Linked DNA regions of Homo sapiens: region 1 is linked to region 2. The links are chromatin loops, found by intact Hi-C in ENCODE. Cell type or tissue: heart left ventricle. All regions are shown on one strand.

Region 1 (8,000 bases), 96 kb after region 2:
GTCTCTCCTGCTGCCCGCACTGCCCGAGGGCATGGACTCTGCCTCACCTCACTGCCCCAACATCACCCCTGGGGCCAGCACCGAGGTGCAGCCCAGGGGGTGCACTGGCAGACTGCATTACGATGACTCTCCACCTTCGGGCACAGAGGGCACATGTCCTGGTCACCCGGCTTCCCCATTGCCCTCCCTGGCCCAGGAGTTAAAGAGCCACTAGCTTGAACAAGATGCTGCTAAGCCTCAAAACAAGTGCCCACCCCAGCCCTCTGCTGCTCTTGAGTGAAATTATGACAAGGGCTGTGGGTGTGCTGCATGGGCTCACTGGGGTCAGCTGCTGAATGGTGCATGGTGGGCGCTGGCATCCTTGATGTGTGCTCGCAGCCACGAGGTGGGCACAGAGGGGGACCAGGGCTCCTGAATCAGCGGCCTTGCCCTTGATGGCCCTCACTCTTCCCCTGCACGGTTGGACAAAGGTGCCACTTCCTGCAATTGTGCAGCACCAATTGTCCCCTCTCTGGACCCTGCCCTCCCCAAGGACAACACCATCCCTTTCTGGTCAACGAGCCCTCAATGAGAACATCAGCCTGGCCCGGCCCTTGAGGAACCTCAGGTCTGGGGAAGGTGGGAGGGCGAGGAAGATAGCTCAGTGAATGAGAGAGGAGGCACAGGGACGTGGCCTTGGGACCTGTTCCCTGAACACTCTCAGCCAGCTTCCCTCCCCTCTGCAGGCCCCCTCTTCCCATCTGCAAAGGCCCCAGTCCTCCCTTGACCCTGGCAATACCGGCTCTTGTCCTTCTTCTCCCCTTCCTTCATGGCTAAACGTCTTGAAAAGGGTGTCAGTGTCAACAGTGCCCATACTGGGAGCGGGGGCGAGAGTGGGGGGGGGGGGCGTCTGCAAATGCATCTCCTGGGGCCTGCCCAGCTCTATCACAGCGTCCCAGGCTGAGGCCCAGGCATCTGCCTGTTGTACTGTCAGCGGTCTCCACCCCTCTAAGGAAGGAGCTTCCTTCAGACACTGACTCCCAGGCCCCCAAGGCTGGGTTCCCTACACTGTCACTGAGCACGTACTACCAGCCAGGTGCTATGGGAGGTACCGGAGGACCACGGTGCACAAAAGGCAGATAGCACTGTGGAGCCCTGCACCCTGCACCCTACCCAGGGCCTAAGGTCAGGGCACGGATGAAATTCCTCAAACACATACTCTCCCTCCCATCTCGGGGGCTCTGCACTAGCTGTCCCTGCTGTCAGGTGCCCTTCTCCCACTGCTTTGTCTGGCTAACTCCTACTTGGTTGGATGTCACCTCCTTCAGGAAGCCTGCCAGGATTTCTCTCTCAGGCCAGGTTCACTTTCTCTCTGGCCCCACAGCCTGCCTCCCTGAGAAGTGCTTTCTCATGGAGTGTCATCGCTTACTGCATGCCTTCTTTGTTGGCTGGGTGCTCCTGGAGGGAAGAACTGCCTCCAGTGCCCAGCAAGAGGATCGACATGCTCCAGGGAACATACCACCTCTAGCCTCCCTGCCAAGCCTGTGGATGCTGCTTGGCTGCATGTTAGAGGACACGGCTGCCTGTCAGCCCTGGGGTGGGGCCAGGCCTTTGCAGCAGGCTGGGGGGTCTTCTGTGAGGGGCATCCTTCCTGGTGTTGGTCTCCTCGGGGAGCGGCAGGTCCTCACCGAGGAAACTGGCGCTCGGAGGGGAGGACTTAGGTCCTGGGAGAAACCACCAGCCCCCACCCTGAAAGCTGCCCCTTGGGGACTTCCCAGGTCAATGCCAAGGAGGGGCCGGCTGTAGCCTGATGGTCCTCTTCCTCCCAAGTCCAGAGCAAAGTCCTGCTGGCATCTCCTGCTGGGCCACAGGGGTGCCTGGCAGAGTTGGGGAAAGGGAAGGGATCAAAGCACCCAGCAGAGCCTCAGCGGGGAAGCAGCCCCTGGTGCTCGGCCAGAAATTCCTGGTAAAATCCCAATTTCCAGCAAAATACTCTTTCTAAGTTGTCAACCTCCTAGGAGGCTGTGGGTCACATTTTAAGGAAGAAGAGAGAGAGACAGTTTCTAAGTCCCTTCCAGAATCCGCATCCACCCCCTATGGCAGTGATGACACTGCCCCTTATGCCCCAGGGCCGCCGCTGGGGGACTTGTTCTATTTGAAAGGCAAGGCGTGGAGGAGAATCACAAATACGCAGACAGCACATAAAATGACTCCCGCGCTGAGCTGCGAGAAGGCTTGTGAAAGCCTCGCAGGAAGCTGACCCACATTTAATGCAGATTATGGAGGGAGGGAGGGAGGGCGCCATTCAGCTGAGCACAGGGTCTGGAAGGACACAGCCTGAGCTCCAGTGCCAGCCCAGCGGGTGACGCGGGGCAGGCTTCTCCATGTCACTTTGCCTCTATGTCCCCGCCTGTAAAATGGGGAGTCACAGCTCCCCACCCCACCACCTGGTGTGAAGAGGACTCACAGAGGTGACGCGGCCCACACTCAGCCAGTGTTATGACCCCCGCTATGCTGCTGTTCTCTACCAGCCACCGGGCACCCTTTTATCAAGAAGCGTGAGCTCTTTGGAAAGCATAAAAATGCACCATCCGCAAAAGGGATGTTTTTTATCAGGCGCAGAACTCTTTGTTCCCTATTGGCCTGAGAATTTGAAAGAACCCGTGGGGAGACACGCTCTGGGGAGGCGGCAGCACTGAGTGGGTGTTCTGAGAGGCAGGCATGCCAGTGGGAAGCCCACCTCCCATCTTTACCAGCCGTGTGACCTGGGGCGGGTCGTGCCTCCTGTCTTATCCAAGCACCCTCATCTGCCAACTGGGAGCAGTGACATCACCCCACAGGGCTTTGTGGTGTCGGAGATCAATCTACAGCCTCGCTCCTGTGCCCAGTGTTGCTAGGTGCTCTGTAAATGGCAGGTATTGATTTTTTTTTTTTTTCCAGACAGAGTCTCGCTCTGTCGCCCAGGCTGGAGTGCAGTGGCATGATCTCAGCTCACTGCAATCTTCGCCTCCCAGATTCAAGCAATTCTCCTGCTTCAGCCTCCTGAGTAGCTGGGATTACAGGCACACACCACCACGCCCAGCTAATTTTTGTATTTTTAGTAGAGGCGGGGTTTCTCCATGTTGGCCAGGCTGATCTTGAACTCCTGACCTCAGGTGATCTGCCCACCTCGGCTTCCCAAAGTGCTGGGATTACAGGCATGAGCTACCGCGCCCGGCCAGGTATTGATTTTCATTAGACAAATCAATCACTCCCTTTGGATCCCACTCTGGTGAGCGCCGGGGGTTCCTGAGGTTGCCAGCACACCCAGGATATATTTAGCTCTCTGCTGGAGCCCTGCTGGGTGCTAGCATTCCAGCTGAGGACATGAAATCTCAGGCCAGCTCCTAATTTCTCATTGGCAACCATGGATTTTGCTCCAGAGCAGAACTCCCTCTCTTTTATAACCGTAGACTAAATTATCCCCAGACTACACACTCATACACACACACACACACACACACACACACACACACACACACACACGAGATCCCTGTGCTTGTAACATGTCAATACCGCTCACAGCCCTAGCTCAACAGTGAAAGTCCACCTCTCAAAATAGAGTATCTCAGAGCAAGAGGACCTGGCCAGCCGCCGGGGAGGCTGACAGCTGCTTCCTAATGGAGTGTCCTTGAGAACTAGAATTGAGCAAACCCGCCACTAGCATGTCCTTAAAATGGATCAGCAGTGAAAACATAGAACAGCAAAGCATTAGGAACAAAGGAAAATTGCCCATGATCCTAGCACATTTTTTTTCTGAGATGTTTTTCTGCATCTTTTGCAGACTGTAAGAAATGATGCGTCCTGTATTCTTCGTCTACCACCAGCCTTCACATAGACTTTATTCATGCTTCATAATATTTTTAATGCACAATATTCCATCTTTTATCAGCAGCTGTCAAAGTATGGTCTAGGGCAGTCCTCAGGACCTCACACAGGGTTTGGTGGTCAAAATCCTTTCAATAACAACACGAAGATATGGTTTCCCTTTTCACTCTCAGTCTGTCCTGAGTGTACAATGGAGTTTTGCAGAGGCCGCATGACATGTGACGTCACAACTGATTTAACACAGGGCAGACGTCAGAATCCAGCCGTCACCTACAAAGTCAGATATTAATGAGATTTGCAAAGCTGTAAAGCAGTGCCTCGGCTCGCTAAAAATGCTCTTATGTTAGCGTGCAGAGCAGTCATTGTCCTTTTGCGGTTTAACACATTTTTTATTTTTCAATTTTCATTTATTTATATATATTTTTGGAGACAGGGTCTCACCGTGCCACCCAGGCTGGAGTGCAGTGGTGCAATCATGGCTCACTGCAGCCTCAACCTCCCAGGCTCAAGCGATCCTCCTGCCTCAGCCTCCAGAGTAGCTGGGACTAGGCACATGCCCAGCTAATTTTTTTATTTTTTGTAGAGGCGGGATCTCACTATGTTGCCCAGGCTGGCCTTGAACTCCTGAGCTGAAGTGATCTGTCCACCTTGGCCTCCCAAAGCGCTGGGATTACAGGTGTGAGCCACCATGCCCAGTCAACAAATGTTTTTTTAAATTGTTTTAATTTCGAATACAATAAATATCAAGAAATATAATGCACATAAGCAAAAGCTCTCTGGGGTCCTCAGTAATTGAACCCTGAGGCCCTAGAAGTTTGATAAATGCTGCCATAGATGGACAGGAATTTCCTTAGCCAGTGTTCTGCGGTTGGACATTTACGTTGCAGAGCATGTAACCCCTGCAATCAACGGCTTTTTATTTCTGAAATTCATGTCTGTGTTTCAGAGGCTTTCTTCAGAAGAGATTCCCAGAAGTCGCATTATTCCATCAAAAGGCATGAATGTATTTAAGTCTCCATACATTTCACCTAACTGCTCCTCAAAAGATTAGACCAATTCATATTCTTATCCACAGTCTGTGACAGGATCTAACTCCCGGGACGTTTAAATTTAGCGAGTAACATTTTTTTTATCCTATGAGAAGTCATTCTCACTCTCTCATCCATCCTAGAGACTCCACAGGGAGAAGAAAAGGTATTGACCCGGTAAACAGGATGCACCAAGAGACTACCTGTGCCCGGCTGAGTAATGCCTCCCCCAGAAGATATCCCCATCTAATCGCTAAAACCTGTGACATATATGGTTAAAAGGGGAGGGGTCTTTGCAGATGTGATTTACATAAAGCGTCTAGAGACTGGGAGATGATTCTGGATGCTATGGGCGGGCTCTGAGTGCAATCTCAAGAGTCCTTATGGGGAGGAGGGAGCGGGAGACGACACACACAGGGGAGAAGTAGCATGAAGATGGAGCTGAGGGAGGTTTGAAGACTCTGCCTTGAAGATTGGAGCAACGTGGCCACAAACCTCAGAATCTGGCAGCCACCAAAGCTGCAGGGGTGAGGACTGAGCCTCCCCTGAGCCCCCGAGGGAGCTGCCAGCGCCGTTTAGCCTCGGACACTGACATTGAACTGCTGGCCTCCAGAGCTGGGAGGAAATGCCTTCTCTTGCTTTAAGCCTCCCAGCTTGTGGTCACTGGTGACCGCAGCCCCTAGACACTCACAGGTGGCCTTTGCCCAGCACTCTGGTTGTGCCATCTTCCCTGAGCGAGGCACGGACCTGCACAAAACCCTTTCTTTAATGGGTGAATCGCCCTTTAATCACGAAGTCAGCCCTAGGCCCAATATCCCAGAAGAAGGGGCACGAGTCAGGGCCCAGCTGCAGACCAACCCCAAACTCTGGTGTGGTTCCCTGAGGCCCAGGTGGGCAGGCAACAAGGGATAGTGGCCCGACCTTGCTGGGGGAGAAACCCCTCACCAAAGCCCACCATGCGCACCTTCCCCGGCAGAGAAGGGGTTTGGAGTGGCAGGAGGCAGGGGCAGAGGGAGAAAAGGAAGACGTGGCGGCGGTGCAGCAGAAGCTCTCCTGTGGGGGCCCTGGGCCAGGCAGGTTCTGAAGGGCCCAGTGTGTCTGGAGGGGAGAGGATGAGCTGGTGGATGAGAGGGCTGCAGCTGCAGGTGACCTAAGCAGCACTGTGGGCCTGCGGAGGCCTCCCCACTGGATTCCAGAGGGGGCTCTGGGCCTACAGTGAAGCAGGGCCCACAGGAGGTGAGGGAGCCGCTCAGGACGCGGGGGGGCCATGGCGCACCACAGTTAGGAGTGCGGGTTCTGCAGCTGGCACGGTGCTTCTCAGCCGAATCACCTCGGGAGAGTTACCTAATTCCCTGGGCCTCCGTTTGCTCACCTGTGAAGTGGGAATACTGGTAGTCCCGAGCAAGGAGCTCTGATGTAAGGATTATAGGGTGAAAGCACATCGCGGTGCTGGGTCCACACTGGGGAAGCGCGTAAGCCGTTCCCCCGTGGGCATGCACAGCAGAGTCCTGCTTGCCTGGAAGCAAATGCTACATCCCAAGGTGTCCATTGCCCCAAACCACACAGGAACTCAGAGTCGGAAAGATCCTCTAGGACAAGCCCAACCCCAACAGAGATGAGGAGGCCAAGGCTCAGGGGGTACATGGCCTGGGCTGGTTCCTGGACCCCCACCTCTCCATGAGACCACCCCTATCTCCTCCCAGAGCTGCTGATGTACCAAGAAACCTGGGCTCCGCAGGCACCCGGGAGATCAGGCCACGCCAGGACCCGGGATCTGGAGGCACCAGGGAGAGTCCAGCTGTGCCAAGGCCCAGGGTCCCCAGACACTACGGAGAGTCAGGCCACGCTGAGATCTGGGGTCCCCAGATACCAGGGCAGATCCAGCCAGAGTGTGAAGGGGTCTGTAGGGCTGGGGCCATCTGGAGGCTCCGGGGGAGATCCACTTCCGTGCCTCTTCCAGCTTCTAGGGGCACCCGAGTTTCTTGGTGTGGGGCCCCTCCCTTCATCCTCAGAGCCAGGCGTGGAGACTTCTCTCTCCTCTCTGCTGCCTCCTGCCTCCCGTTAGCGAGAAGCCTCAGGCCCCCTGAAATCCAGAGCAGTCTCCCTGTGGCAAAATCCTTCACATAGTCGCATATGAACAGTCATTTTGCCGCATGAGGTCACATAGTCACAGGGCCTGGGATTAGGACATGGGCACCTTTGAGTCCACTGTTCAGCCCCCCAACACCATCCAAGAGGAGGTATTTCAGAGAGGGCAGGTCCCAGCTCCAGGCTGCAGAGCAGGCAGGAGCAGGCACAAATCTCCACAGGAAACCCCAGCTTGGTCTGTGTCCACAGGTTCAGAGGAAGGAGGGAAGCAGAGGGCCTAGAGATGGGAAGAAAGCTTCACAGAGGCCCTGGAGTCCGGCAGAGCCTTGAAAGGGAGAGGAGGAGGGACTCCAGGGGAGCGGGGGCAGGCAGAAGGCGGCAGGAAGAATGCAAGGCTGTTGGGGGATCAGGGCAAAGACAGCACATAGTAGGTGCTTAATAAATAGTCGTGGAGGGACAGAAGGGACATTCTGGAAGAGCTCTGAGCCCTTGGGAGGCTGTTGACTGCTGGACACAGAGAAGGCCCGGACCTAGGCTGAGACTTCCCCAGCACCTCACACTCAGGACTGGCCCTGCGCCCAGACAGGACGGGGCCTATGGAGTAAGACCCCACACAGCCGGTCCCTCTGTGGGACGATTCAGAGGCTCCCAGTGGGACTGAGTCCCCACTTGCCAGAGTGGTGGCCCCCATCCAAATGCCCCCTCCTGGCTTCCCCTCCCTTCCCCCCTTACCCTCCTCACACCTCCCTCGTGCTTCCTGGGGTCACCTCCTAGGTAAACCACCTGCACCCAAGTTCCCACTGCACCTACTCAGGGAGCCTAAATGGAGAGAGTTGTGGGGCAAAGGGGTTGGAACATCATGAGGGCATTTGAAACTAGGCTGCCAGGTTGAAGGTCTGGATGCTCCTTGGAATTCTTCCTTCTGGGCACTTCGTGTCCAGCTGCAGCATCAACTGATGTCATTTTCCATGTGCGATCCCGGGGACACTGAGGTCTGCAGAAGCAGAGGGTCAGAGAGACAGGCCAGGCTGTCTTATG
Region 2 (8,000 bases):
TTTTCTTGCCACCCCCAACAATTCTGTCCTGCCCATTTCAGGGGCCCATCCATGCAGCGGTGCCTGCAGCCCAGGAGGCACCACAGTGGATGGGCTGATCTGTGTCCACATTCGTAGGTTGAATCCTAACCCCCAGGACCTCAGAATGTGGCTGTATTTGGAGACAGGGTTTTTAAAAGGTCACTAGGATGGGCCCTAATCTGTTATGCCTGGGGTTTCTACGAGCAGGGATCAGGACACAGACACACACAGGGAGTCCATGTGGAGGCACAGGGAGAAGGCAGCATCTACGAGCCAACGAGGGAGAAACCACCCCAGCTAACCCCGTGATCTTGGCCTTTTGGGCTCCAGAGCTGTGGGAAGGTGGGTTTCTGCTGTGCAGGCCACCCAGGCCGGGTGCCTTTATCGGGGAAGCCCCAGCTGCCTGACTCAGGCTGGGCATCGTGCAGCGGCTGGCGTGGGTGACAGTCAGCACCTCCTACACTCAGCGCACACCAGCGAGGATGGGCAACATCAGCGCCGGATGTGGGGCCACGTGCAGCAGCAGGAGGACAACCCTGTGCGGCATGTGGGTGGCGCCTGGGCAACCCTGAGTGCAAACTTGATTCTGTATCTAGAAAGGAAGGAGAGGAGGGAGTGGGCATGACACTCCACCACCTGTCCGCCACCTCTGCACTCGCCTCCGCTCCACCGGCCCAGGTCCTCTCCATGCCCCGTGTCTCCTTATATCCTAAGCTTGGCAACTGCCGCTGCCACCGCCTCTTCCTCCTCCTCCTCCTCCTCCTCCTCCTCTTTCTCCTCCTCCTCCTCTTCCTCCTCTATGAGGCCTGCCCAGCTTCCTTGGGCTTCCCTCAGCCCTGGTGCAACACACCAGGTGGGCATCAACTCTGGGGTCTGCCTGCCTCCTGGGACCACGGATTTCTGCAGGCTGGCAGGGGCTGGGTCCTCAGTCATGCCCACGATGGCCCAATACCACCTGCTGTTTGCAAAGTAGACAGCTAGTTCTGAGGTATGTGACATAGGATCTGCTGTTCCCACTGTTCCTGGGCCAGGTCGAATGTTTTACTGGCCAAAATGATGGCTGCATACATTTTATATGAATACATTGAAACACCCTTTGAGTCTCAGCATCCTCGTCCATCCCCCGGCAACAGCTCCCTGAACGGGCTTACCGTTTCTGAGGATTAGATCAGGGATGAGGCACGTGAGGTGCTTAGCACTGAAAAATTCTCCCCACTATTATTTCAGCTCAAGGTGGGCTCAGGAGATGACCTTGACAGAGAACCCTCTCCTCTGCAAAGCAGATGAACATTGGGTGTTTTAGAAGAAAGATTCTCTGAAGCCGAGCACACCAACAGCAGCACAGGAAAGTCTCCCAGGCTCCCGAGGAATGTTTCACAGCCTCCAACTGTGCCTTGGTACATATGGGAGGGAGGGAGCGTTGGCTGGTTTCAGCACGGGGCCAGGGGCCAGGTTTGCTCTCTGCATGTTTGAGGGGGTCTAGGCGGGGCAGCCAGGTCATTGTCCTCATTCCCTTCTCTGGGCTCAGTCCCCAGCTCTGCGATGGGTGGGGATGAGTCAGAAGGGAGCTGAGTAGGCCTGATTTTCCCCAGTGGGAGGAGGCTGGAGCTTTTTCTGACTTTCTCCCTACCCAACTCCAATCGCACAAAGGTGCTTGGCAATGGAACTCAATATCCATATGTTCTCCCAGGCCCCAGTACAAGCGCCTTGTTCAGACCCACAGAAATGGAAGGGCTGGGAGCTCACCTGGCTCCAATCCCCACCGGCTTTGCCTGGCCCCAGGGAGGCAGCTGTCCTTCAACAGTCACTGGGGAGGCCTGCCATTACGGTCACATGGTCTGACCCCTCTCATCTCCATGTGAAAGCTGAGGGGCTGAGGCTCAGAGAGGGCTAGTGACTTGCACCAGGTCACACAGCTGGGAGGAGGCAGAGCAGAACTCCAATGCCAAGCCTCGCTCTACCGCCCTTGGCCACCGTGGAGAATTGCCGGGACCGTCTCGCTCCCATTCAGCCGGAACGGCCCCGCGTTTGGTCTCCACAAGCCTGTTTCCTCGTTCCTCAATGGCCCCAACAGTCTCCAGCTTCCTCCTGGACTCCCACCCACAGTAGCCACCACTGAGGCCTCAGTCTTAACTTTTCCAAAGGAGACCCACCTTGGAAACCCACAACCTACAGGACCAGCCCGGCCAGTCCAGGCTCCCTCCACTGAAGTCACCCAGCCCCTGGCCAGAGCAGGGACCCCTCTGAGCTGAGCTGTCCCTGTGGCCACCTTCACCGTTCTCGGGGCTTACCTTGGGCTACCCACAGGCACAGGGCCACCCCCTTCTCACCCCAAGGTCCTGAAACCCACATTCAGTCCCCTGAAGATCACTGGTTCCTCAGACACACCACCCAGAGCCAGAACCAGACTGGACCATCAGCCGCAGCTCCAGGAAGCCGCCTGTGACCACTGCCAGCTGGGCCCGGGCCCCTCTCGGTCACGGCGCCTCTGAGCATCCTGCACATCGGAGGCTGCCCATCCACGTTTGTCTCCCCCACCAGACAGGGGGCTCCTTGTGGGCAGGGACCCCTCAGGTCTTATTCACCTCTATGTTCACAGTGCTCAATCCCAGAGCACACACAGTAGGTGCTTCGTGGCTTGTGTGTTGAGTGACCATATGATCAAACGCCTGAGGCGGGGGCATTTGCACTGGGGACAGGGCAGCTAGGACCACATCCTTCTCACCTCCGCTGAGCACCCTGGCCAGATGCCAGGGACGTCTGACATGCTGTCTGTAAACCAAAAATTAAATGCTGGGGCTCCCCAGCCATCTCAATGGACTCTATCCACTTGGCCAGGGCATGCCAAAGTTAACCTGAAAGACTGGTTCAGGCCATGATGGGAAGCGGGGGTCAGACATGCCTCACTATGCCCGCCTCCCTTTGGAATTCAGGAAAAGCTCACCAGCATTTAACATCAACGCAGACCTTAAGTCTGATGAGAAACATTTACAGTCTATTCTCTCTGAAGCCTGCTACCTGGCAGCTTCATTTGCATGACAAAACCTTACACTCCACAGAGACATTCCTTTCTACAGATATTAACTCTTTCAACCAACTGCCAATCAGAACATTTTATTTTATTTTTTTTGAGACAGGGTCTCACTCTGTTGCCCAGGCTGGAGTGCAGTGCCATGATCTTGACTCACTGCAACCTCTGCCTCCCGTCTCAAGCGATTCTCGTGCCTCAGCCACCTGAATAGATGAGATTACAGGCAAGTGCCACCATGCCTGGCTAAGTTTTGTATTTTTGGTAGAGAGCGGGTTTCACCATGTTGGCCAGGCTGGTCTCGAACTCCTGACCTCAAATGATCCACCAACCTCAGCCTCCCAAGGTGCTAGGATTACAGGTGTGAGCCACTGCGCACGGCCAGTCAGAATGTTTTAAAATCTACCTATAACTTGGAAGCTCCTGCTTTGAGTTGTCCCACTTTCTCGACCAAACCAATGTCAATCTTACATGTATTCTGATTGATGTCTCGTGTCTTCCTGACATGTATAAAATCAAGCTGCACCCCAACACCTTGGGCGCCTGTTCTCAGGGTCACATGAGGGCTGTGTCATGGTCACTCATATTTGACTCAGAATGAATCTCTTCCAGTATTTTACAGTTTCACTCTTTCCGTGGACAGGTCCTTGTCCTGGGAGAGCTCCCATCCCCATGGTGCAGAAGGGGCAGCCATGCGATCAGGGCCACCTTCCAGGCTGCAGAGAATAGTGAGTGCTCCCTCCTCCCTACTGCAACCTTTCCTGGGGCCAGGTGCTCAGGGGTTGGCCTCTTGCTGAAGAGCAACCCTGAGGCAGGGATGGACTGGCTCCTGTGAGGGTCCTGGAGTCCCCCAGGAGCTGGCACAGAGGGGCTAGGACCGGGAGTCATTTCTCCTCTTGACTAGCAGGTAGCACTGAGAAGCTACTTCCACCTGGGTGTCGGGTTTCCAAAAACAAGTGAGGTTGATGCTGCCGGGAGCCGGCCAGGTCTGCCTGCCTTCTGCATATTCTCTCCTTAACTGGCTTGCACCTGACGGAACAAAACAGAGCAGGAGGGCTCTCCCTCCCACCCCCAGGCCAGGAAGCGCCAGGCCCTCCGGACAGTTAGCTCCAAGGGGACCGAGATGTGTATGAGAACCATTAGGCCGGGAGCCACGCCAGTCCCTGGACTCGGCGCTAAGAGGCCAGCCGCTCTCAGCCTGCGCCGCCTCCTCCCTGTGTTGGCCAGAGGCCAACTAGCCCTCTGTTAAAAATAACTGCTTCAAAAGCAACTTCAAACAGAGCCCAGGAAACAAGGACGCCTGCACAGGCCCCCGAGCACAAGGACTCCTTCCTCCTCTGCTGGCAGCATCCGGTGGTTAAGTGACCCCTGCCCGCTAGGCCAGTGACCCGGAGGTCAGCACGGGCTGGCATCAGTGGGGACAGTGAAGCTGTTGCTGCCGCCTGGCCAGTCAGGCCTCCTGCAGGTCTCATGGCCGCTCCACAGTAGGGGTCAGAACCCGGGAGCTGTCGCCAGCCACCCCCCACCCCGCCCTTGCGGGGACCTGGCTGTGGCCGCGGAGCTCCCTTTTCTAGCCCTGGTCGGTTTCAGTGTGGTAGGAGTTATTAAGAAATTATTTTAGGGGCCGGGCGTGGTAGCTCACGCCTGTAATCCCAGCACTTTGGGAGGCCGAGGCGGGCGGATCCCGAGGTCAAGAGATTGAGACCATCCTGGTCAACATAATGAAACCCTGTCTCTACTAAAAAAAAAAGAAAATACAAAAATTAGCTGGACGTGGTGGTGCGTGGCTGTAGTCCCAGCTACTTGGGAGGCTGCGGCTGAAGAATAGCTTGAATCTGGGAAGCAGAGGTTGCAGTGAGCTGAGATCACGCCACTGGCCACTGCACTCCAGCCTGAAGACAGAGCGAGATTCCATCTCAAAAAAAAAAAAAAAAAGAAAAGAAAAGAAATTATTTTAGGCAGATAGAAAGGAAAAGGGGTCCTTGGGCAGTTTTCGTTTTCAAAGCAGCTCTTAGAACCAGGCAGGCACCGTTTGATATGCAAATGCAGGCCACTAGAAACTGGGTCCACCCAAACATGGCGATTCCTGTGGCCTTCTTGCCCTTGCCCCACATGTCCCTGGCACCATGGCCACCCCCACATATCCACATGTATGTGGAACATCAGGGCGCCCTGCATTTGCATATTAAAAGACTAGGGTGGGAGGGCCAGCTTTTCCATGGGCTATGTGAATGACACGCCTGGTCAAACCAATCGCCTAAGCCCTATGCAAATCAGACACTGCCACCTCGAGCCCGTGTATATACCTGACTGGTATCCACCCCACTTGGGGTTCCCTGTCTTGGCTTTGGAGCCCCCCCTCCCTCTTTCTCTCTACCAGGGAGCTTCTTCCTTCTGCCTTTCTTCTTTCTTGCCTATTAAACTCTCCGCTCTTTAAGACTACACCACGTGTGTCCGCGTTGTTTTTTCTAATTCTACTAGAGATGAAGACCCTGGTGTTTCTCCACTCATCGGAGCCACATCATCAGGAGACAGGGTGGTGTTCCCATGCACACATGCAAGCCACAGTGTGGTCTGGTGGCCTTGGCGTGAGAGGCTCCCTCACTCAGGTCCCTTCCACAGGCCTTTGGTGGGCATGGAAGGATCTCACAAATGGTGCGGGCCCTGTGGTCACTTCGGAGTCACACACTGTGGCTTGCTGAGGGAAGGGCTGCTGCCTTGCTCATCCCTGAGACCCAGCGCAGCCTCAGGGTAGCTTGTAGAATGAATCATGGACTGCAGCAGCTATTTGAGAGGACAACAAAATTCACAATGTGCCAGCTAGCTGCTGCGATCCTGGCCAAGCTCACAGCGGGATTTCATCGCGTGACTCTTCTGCCACTGTGGAAGGCAGAAAAGGGCAGACTTCCCCTGGGACCCCCTCCCCTGCCAAAAGCAGAGCTGCTAGGAGAGCATCAGGGACACAGGTGGGAAGCCAGGGCCCCTGCCTGCCCCCGTGCAGGCCTCCAGCCCTGCCTGCTCTGCTGGCCAGCAGGGGAGCTGGCCTTCCAGGAAGGGTCCAGATGCTGGGCATCCTGCAGCTTCGCTCAGACGGGCCTGCATCGGAATGCTGTCCTGAACCCCATCAGACACTCTGAATGCCCCACTTTGTTCCCTGCAGGCACAGCTGCTCAAACAAGAGCCCAGACTTGCCGCTACAGGACATCAGAGTCACTCAGGACCCCCAAGGTAGCCTGCTTGGTGGAATGGATGAGGTCTACGGGATACCCCACATTCGAGAGTAAGTGGGAGGCCAGGGGTTGCTGAGATCCGCAGCAGGATGAGGACATGGCCTGGCCTGTGGGCCTTAGGGGTGTCCTCAGGTCCTGGACCACCAGCCAGATGGGGCCATAGACCACCCTTGGGTCACAGACCACCAGCCAGATGGGGACTGCCCCAAATCACTAAGCTAAAGGGAAAAGTCCAGCTGGAAACTGCTTGGGGCCAACCTGCCTCCCATTCTATTCAAAGTCACCCCTCTGCTCACTGAGATAAGTGCAGATCTGATTGCCTCCTTTCAGAACTCAAAAGAATGCAATCACTTGTCTCCTATCTACCCATGACCTGGAAGCCCCCTCCACGCTTTGAGTCATCCTGCCTTTGCTTCAAGTTTTCCCGCCTTTCCAGACTGAACCAATGTTCATCTTGCATATGTTGATTGATGTCTCATGTCTGCCTAAAATGTATAAAACCAAACTGTGCTCTGACCACCTTGCACACATATCACCAGGACCTCCTGAGGCTGTGTCACGGGTGCACATCCTTAATCTTGGCAAAATAAACTTTCTAAATTAACTGAGACCTGTCTGGGATTTTCGGGGTTCACAGACATGAGGGGGGTCTTGGGGACTGTTTGGGCCCCCTAACACTGTAGTTGTTCTCAAATTTTCACAGCCATTGGAGTTCACCAAATGAGAGAAAAGCTCAGCAGGCCAGTCCACAAAGGCTCTTAGATGCCTCTTTGCTATGTACACTCCAAAATTTGTGTGTTGGAAACTTGGTGTCCTTTGTGACAGTGTTGGAGGTGGGGCGTTTGGGAAGTGACTGTTCATGAGGGCTCTGCCTTCCTGAATGGACTGATGCCATTACTGTGGGAGTGGGTTAGTTATCTCGGGAGTTTGGCCCCTTTTTCCTCTTTGTTCATGAGTTCCCGCCTTCTCTCCCCGTCCTGCCACGGGACGGCTCTCATCAGATGCCGCACCCTGCTCCTGGATTTCCCCACCTCCAGAACCATGAGCTGAATTAACTTCTTTTTACGTAGATTACCTTGCCTGTGGTATTCTGTGATATCAACAGAAAACAAAGATGCCCTTGTTCCATCTGTATTATTGCTCACCAGTCTACTTGTTTACCCTCCCCACCTCCTAAGCCTGGCTGCCCCCATCCTGCAGCCCGTGGGACTGGACAATGAGCCTGTAGAATCTGGTCAGTGTCCTCTTAACTGTACAAAGATGGTGCAGGAGCAGTGAAGGGTACATCAGAGACACCAGTGAATGCCACCAACCTTGTTTCTGTCTTCAGTTCTGGCTGCTTGTCGACACGCCGGATGCCAGATGGAGGAACCTGTTGACAAATTCCCAAGAGGGAAATGATTAGAGTTATTTCCCATGTTGCAGGGGCCTGTGTGGAAACGCAGAGGAGGGAGCTGGTCCATGCACAGACGTGCACTCGGACTCCACCCTCCAAGCGGCCCTGAGCATCCTCTCTGTGCTGGAGTTAGTGCCGGGCAGGGGGTACCCAGATCACAGTCCCCGCCCCTCAGGGGCTCACAGCCCAGTTGTGGGACGGAGGCAGCAAACAAACAGGGAAATGGCTGCTGTGCACTAACTGCTCCCACAGGAGGAGGCATAGGGTCTTGAGGAACCTGGGGGGCAGCTGGAAGATTCTTCTCTGAGGAGGGGGTATTTGAAGG

Evidence for each region. A loop is a pair of places that touch in the nucleus more often than their neighbours do. Peaks named below come from ENCODE experiments on the same cell type or tissue, not always from the same donor. Only the 100,000 strongest peaks of a DNase experiment are listed, where the experiment ranks them.
Region 1: a loop joins it to region 2, with 2.6 times the contacts of the local background. A loop is called at or near these places in 8 of 110 quality-filtered maps.

Annotation. Positions count from the first base shown.
Region 1 is chr4:8,142,286-8,150,285 of GRCh38, forward strand. All of the region lies in intron 1 of ABLIM2 (actin binding LIM protein family member 2), which reads right to left. Among named protein-coding and RNA genes, the nearest start is that of ABLIM2, 13 kb to the right of the region's middle. RefSeq lists an enhancer at 7,866-8,000. In heart left ventricle, no CTCF peak of the experiment used is centred here; a DNase peak (open chromatin) is centred at 3,619; H3K27ac peaks cover 4,149 bases.
Region 2 is chr4:8,046,596-8,054,595 of GRCh38, forward strand. It overlaps ABLIM2 (actin binding LIM protein family member 2), which reads right to left. Exons shown (of 21, transcript NM_001130083.2): 8 at 7,593-7,651. Among named protein-coding and RNA genes, the nearest start is that of MIR95, 45 kb to the left of the region's middle. RefSeq lists an enhancer at 2,639-3,250. In heart left ventricle, no CTCF peak of the experiment used is centred here; a DNase peak (open chromatin) is centred at 4,256; H3K27ac peaks cover 1,626 bases.